2 separate regions of the Homo sapiens genome follow, and region 2 is linked to region 1. The links are chromatin loops, found by intact Hi-C in ENCODE. Cell type or tissue: mesothelial cell of epicardium. All regions are shown on one strand. Each heading gives the region's core, and the rest is flanking DNA. Links, peaks and the distances in the headings are about the cores only.

Region 1 (2,913 bases), core at 174-2,673:
TAACTTTCCTTTCACCAAAGCTTGTCTCTTGAGTTTTTGCCTTTCAAGCTACAAGTGGCCCAGACCTGAGTTCAGTTACACCTCTGCTAGCAACAGCCAGCACCACCAATGAACAAACACTGCCTGCAATAAGCCCCTGTGAACAGTAATTTATGTTTCAAAATATCTTACATGCACTTACTCTTTTTTGCCTTCAAAAGCTTCCTCTTGCCCCAACCCCTCAAATATGCTTATGGTCCACAAAAGCACATGCATCCCAGATTGCAATTCCTTGGCTATTAGCAAGTAAACTCTTTGTTTTGAGAACTGGTCTCTCTTGCTCATTTTGATACTGTAGGTAGTTAGGCAGACATGAGCAGGGCAGGAGAGGCCCTCCCCCAAACCAGGAATGTCAGACAATCACCAGGTGATAATCAGGCAGTTGCTAAACTGTTGCTTTAAAATAATTGATTGCAGCTGGTGCCAGGGAAAGCTGTGTCCTAATAGATAGATAACACCTGAAGCTGTTAATCAGCAGCTTCCAAATAAGATCTTAGGAGTTGGGTGAGTGGGGTCAAGCATGAGCACTAAGAGGCAAAATGGCAGAGTTTAACTGGTGTATGACCTTCCTCTAGGAACACTCAACTGGTAAGGGAAGAATGCCTCAGATGAGCATGCATACAACTCCAGTAAACACACTGTGCATGTGGCCCCTCCCAAGTGCTGGCAGGCCACTGAGCATGTAGACCGCCCACCCTAAGGGAAGAATCAGGGGAGAAGAGATGCAAGATCTCAGAAACATGCCAATGTATAAGACCCCAAGTCAAAGGTCAAATCGTGCACTTGAATCTCTCAAGTTGCCCTCATGGTCCTCTTTCGAGTGTACTTTACTTCCTTTCGTTCCTGCTCTAGAACTTTTTAATAATAAACTTTCATTCCTGCTCTAAAATTTGCCTTGGTGTGTCAAGAATTCAGGTTGGTGCAGACCCATACAGATTCACCACTGCTAACAATTTCAGGTTGACACAGAAAGGAGGAGCTTTTCCCAGATCGGCAACCTCTGGAACCATATGCAGTACCCACCTGAGTCCATTGCACTCTCAGCTTCCATGAGTAATCTTTATTCTGTGTGGTTTAGTTCTATCTTGTATTCAAACTCCCTTTTGGTTGAACTCTCTGACTTTATTCAGGATTTGTTTCTATTGACACTGCGTCCTTTCTTGTGTGTTCTGCACTGGAACAGCCTACATGCAAAAGGCCGGGGGAGCTGAGAGGCTGAAGAAAGAGGCTGAAAAATCTGAAATCTCAGAAAAAAAAATTTGATAGAGACTTATGTACAAAAGCCATGACTCAGGCAGCCTGCAGACAGTGGATCCCTGCTCTGTTACCCCCCAGACCCAGGCCTTCATAAGGAAGGAATATGTAGGGCAATTGAAGTCAACCCCGCAGGGAAAGACAAGAATTTTCCAAAAGGCAGGATTTATGATCATGTTTATGATAATGTGAAGAGATTGTTTTGACATATAGCAGGATGTGCGGTGAGTCCACACTCCTACACGTCCTAGAACTGGGGTTAATCAGAAGTGAGCATGGAAGACTAGCATCCAAGATGGAGGTGCTTTAGCCTGCACATGGTGAGTATTCTTTTGGTTTCATTTTTGGCTGCTTGCATGCAAATTAGACCTTTTCCTCTTGTTTTCATTGTTTCTAAACATCGTTTGAGAGCAAAATAACACAACATTGTTGTACACGGTTGAACACTTAAGAGCCACTGGGGTTCTCACCACCATTTTATAACAGATTCGAGTCTCCAAAGTCAAAGACTCCTTTGAAAGGACAAACTGGTCAGATACAGGCAATATTACCACTGGGGGCATACCAGTTTCAAGAAAATTTCTGTGTAACAAGGGCTCCGTGGTCACAGGTCAGACAACTTAGGGCAAAGGCCATCCACCAAGCAAAACAAGTATCCTGTGAAAGGCATACTTGTGAAAGCAGAACACTTTGTTCAAGAGTTAGTTTCCTCAAAGGACCAATAGGATTTTCTTTTTGCTTTTGAGAGATTAAGAAAGAGAATGGGATTCCCAAATTCTAAAGCATGCAGGGCAACCCTCCTTCAGGACCCCAGCCAGCTCCATGTCCAGACATTCAGGATCACCCTTGTGCACCCTTTTAAACCAATGGGCAAATTACACTAAGGATAATTTGGAGCTCCAATGGCCATTTGCAGATCAAACTTCTGAAGCTTACTTTTCTGAGAACTAAATTAGGAGACCATGGCTATAGGGTCAGTCTTAATGGGAGACATATTACAATTGGCATCTTGAGGCTTCAAATCACATTCAGGACTCAAAAATTACCTCTATACAAAACACTGTCTCAAAGCCAGTTGAGACAAGTAAACAATTAAAAGAGGCAAAAAAAAAAAAAAAAAAAAAAAAAAAAAAAAAAACCTTAGAGGACCAGACTCTCTCCTCCCTGGAACCTCCTCCCCGACTTCCTACAGCCCTTCCTATGAGCACTGATGACCCAGCTAAATCCCAAGTCTCCTATGTTCCTTTGACCAAGGCTTGGACTAAGGCTGAACTCGGAGCCATTGCCAAGGAATTCCTAAAAGTTACTGAAGACTGTAACTCATTTGCTGATGAATTCAACATGGTAATCCAGGCCTATCAGTCTGGCTTTCCCAGTCTATAACAGCTGCTTCATACACTTGTTGATGAAGGCCAAGCCCAACATTGGATGGCTAAAGCTAACTGGACCCCACCTGAACTAGACAAACGCCCCAATACTGGGAACAAGCTCACAATCTAAAGACCCACAGAGCTATTCTTAAGTTTTCCTTAAAGCCATAGACTGGAACAAGATTCAACTTGTACCCAAAACCAAATGAACAAGTTCAGAATTATTACAGTGTTACAGTTGACTCCGCAT
Region 2 (2,913 bases), core at 187-2,686, 380 kb after region 1:
ATGTTGGTGGCTGCTGACTAATTAGGGTGGTGGCTGCTGGAGTTTGGGGTTGCTGTGGCAATTTCTTAAAATAAGACAATGAAGTTTGTCACATCAATTGACTTCCATTCAAAAGACTTCTCTGTAGCATGTGTTGCTGTTTGATAGCAGTTTACCCACATAACATCTTTAAAAATTAGAGTCACTCTTCTCAAACCCTGCCACTGCTTTATCAACTAAGTTGATGTCAATTCTAAATCCTTTGTTGTCATTTCAACCGTGTGCACAGCATCTTCACCAGAAGTAGATTCCATCTCAAGAAAACACTTCCTTTGTTCATCCATAAGAAGCAACTTGTCATCCATTCATGTTTTCTCATGAGACTGCAGCAATTCAGTCCCATCTCCAGGCTCCACTTCCAATTCTCGTTCTCTTGCTGTTTCCACCACATCTGCAGTGACTTCCTCCCCTGAAGTCCGGGATCGCTCAGAGTCATCCATGAGGGCTGGAATCAACATCTTCCAAACTCCTGTTCATGTTGCTGTTTTGACCTCCTCCCATGAATCATGAATGTTCTTAAGGCATCTAGAATGGTGAATCCTTTCCAGCAGGTTTTTAAAAATTTTCTCCCAGATCCATCAGAGGAATCATTGTCTAAGGCAGCTGTAGCCTTATGAAATGTCTTAAATAATAAGACTTGAAAGTTAATTATGGAAGTTAACTTGAAAGTTAATAAGACTTGAATGTTGTGTTAATGGCTATTTTAATATTTTAATGGACTTAAAATAGTAAACCATGCAGTAAACAGATGTGCTGTCATGTAGGCTTTGTTGTTTCATTTATACAGCACAGGTAGAGTAGATTGAACATAATTCCTAAGGGCCTTAGAATTGTTGTAATTGGTGAATGAGCATTGGCTTTAATTTGAAGTCGCTAGCTGCATGAGCCCCTAACAAGAGAGTCACCCTGTCCTTTGAAGCTTTGGAGCCAGGCATTGGCTTCTTTCTAGCTATGAGAGTTCTGGATGGCATCTGCTTCTAATAGAAGGCTGTTTTGTGTGCATTGAAAATCCGTTGTTAGTGTGGCCCCCTTCATCAGTGATCTTAGCTGGATCTGCTGGAGAACTTGCTGCAGCGCCTTCATCAGCTCTTGCTGCTTCTCCTTGCATTTTTATGTTACAGTGATGGCTTCTTTTTTTAAACCGCATGAACCAACCCCCGCCAGCTTCAAGCTTTTCTTCTGCAGCTTCCTCGCTTCTCTCAACCTTCATAGAATTGAAGAGAGGATCTTGCTCTGGATTAGGCTTTGGATTAAGGAAATGTTGTGGCTGGTTTGATTTTCTATTCAGACCGTGCACACTTTCTGCATATCTGCAATAAGACTTTCGCTTTTTTATCATTCGTGTGTTCACTGGAGTACTTTCAGTTTCCTTCAAGAACTTCTCCTTTGCATTCACAGCTTGGCTGACTTTGGCACAAGTAGCATCTTTCTGCTTTGGATGTGCCTTCCTCACTAAGATTGATCATCTCTAGCCTTTGCCTTAAAGTGAGAGGTGTGTGACTCTTCCTTTCACTTCAACACTTAGGGGCCATTATAGGGTCATTAATTGGCCCAATTTCAGTATTGTTGTGTGCCAGGGGATAGGGAGGCCTGGGGGGAGAGAGAGAGGCAGGGGAATGGCTGGTCTGGCGAGCAGTGAGGATGTACATGCCATTTTTCCATTAAGTTTGCTGCCTTGTATGGACGCAGTTCTTGGCATCCCTAAAGAATTTCAACGGTAACATGAAAGATCCCTGATCACAGATCACCAGAACAAAAGGAACAATAACAAAAAAGCTTGAAATATTGCAGGAGTTACCAAAATGAGACACAGACACCAAGTGAGCACATGCTGCTGCGAAAATGCCACAGGTCAGCTTGCTCAACGCATGGTTGCCACCCACCTTCAATTTTTAACAAATGCAGTATGCGAAGCGCAGTAACATGAGGTATAGGCTGTATATGAAAGGCAGTTAGACCAACCGGACGCTAGGGGGAGCCAGTCCCCAACACCGGGCTTGTTTCTCACACCAGCGGCATGTCTGTCGGGTGAGTTGTTCCCAAAACCACCTCCGGTTCTATAACTCACTAGAAAAGCCCCCAGAACCCACTGAAAGCTGCTACGCTTTCCGTTACAGTTTATTATGGGGAACGGAGACAACTTTAAGTCAGCCAAGGGAGGAAACCCATGGGGGAGTCCGGGAGAGGTAACAGAGCTTCGACTGTCCTGTCCCCGTGGTGTCTGGGCTGTGCTACCTTCCGGGCACCCTGTGTGACTGCACGGGGAGTTCTGCCAACCAGGGACACTGCCCAGCCTTAGAATCCTGGGTCTCTTCTGGCATCCAGCACCTAGGGATAGCTGACTTCCCACATGGCCAGTCTTAGTCTCCAGCCTCAGAGGAAGTCGAACTGCAGGACTCAAAGGGCCCCTACCGCACATCACATTGCTGCCGCTGGACTTGGCTCAGGGACTCCCGCCCCCATGTCACAGTGTTCTCTTCAGTGCAGCCAACCTACCCTAAACCACATTATGGGACTGTCCAGTGTGACCCAAGGCCACCAGGCAAACAAAGACCCTCCTGTCAGGCATGGCATCCCAAGGGCTTTGAGGTCACTTCCCAGCAGCAGAGTGCAAGGGCAGGGGGGTGTTCTTGGGAACAGCTCAGTTGTGGACTATGCAGTTTGCATGCCCACACTGTGGTCTGAAGGTGTCCCACCCTCCACATTAGTACGTTGAAATCCTCACCTTCAAGATGATGGTGTTATGACATGGAGCATTTGGAGGTGATGAGTTCATGAATGGGATTACTGCCCTTATAAAAGGGACCCCAGAGAACTCCCTCATCTCTTACACCATGTGAGGACTCAGTGAGAAGGTGCTGTCTATGAACAAGG

The links. Hi-C counts contacts between places; a loop is a spot of excess contacts. Peaks named below come from ENCODE experiments on the same cell type or tissue, not always from the same donor. Only the 100,000 strongest peaks of a DNase experiment are listed, where the experiment ranks them.
Region 2: a loop joins it to region 1, with 7 times the contacts of the local background. A loop is called at or near these places in 24 of 110 quality-filtered maps.

The regions. Positions count from the first base shown.
Region 1 is chr1:228,123,759-228,126,671 of GRCh38, forward strand. No RefSeq gene overlaps it. Among named protein-coding and RNA genes, the nearest start is that of GUK1, 15 kb to the right of the region's middle. In mesothelial cell of epicardium, for the core only: no CTCF peak of the experiment used is centred there; no DNase peak of the experiment used is centred there.
Region 2 is chr1:228,499,103-228,502,015 of GRCh38, forward strand. No RefSeq gene overlaps it. Among named protein-coding and RNA genes, the nearest start is that of RNF187, 13 kb to the left of the region's middle. RefSeq lists enhancers at 1,802-1,901, 1,866-2,160 and a silencer at 2,002-2,091. In mesothelial cell of epicardium, for the core only: CTCF peaks have their summits at 1,990 (motif pointing right) and 2,190; DNase peaks (open chromatin) are centred at 1,679, 2,019 and 2,540.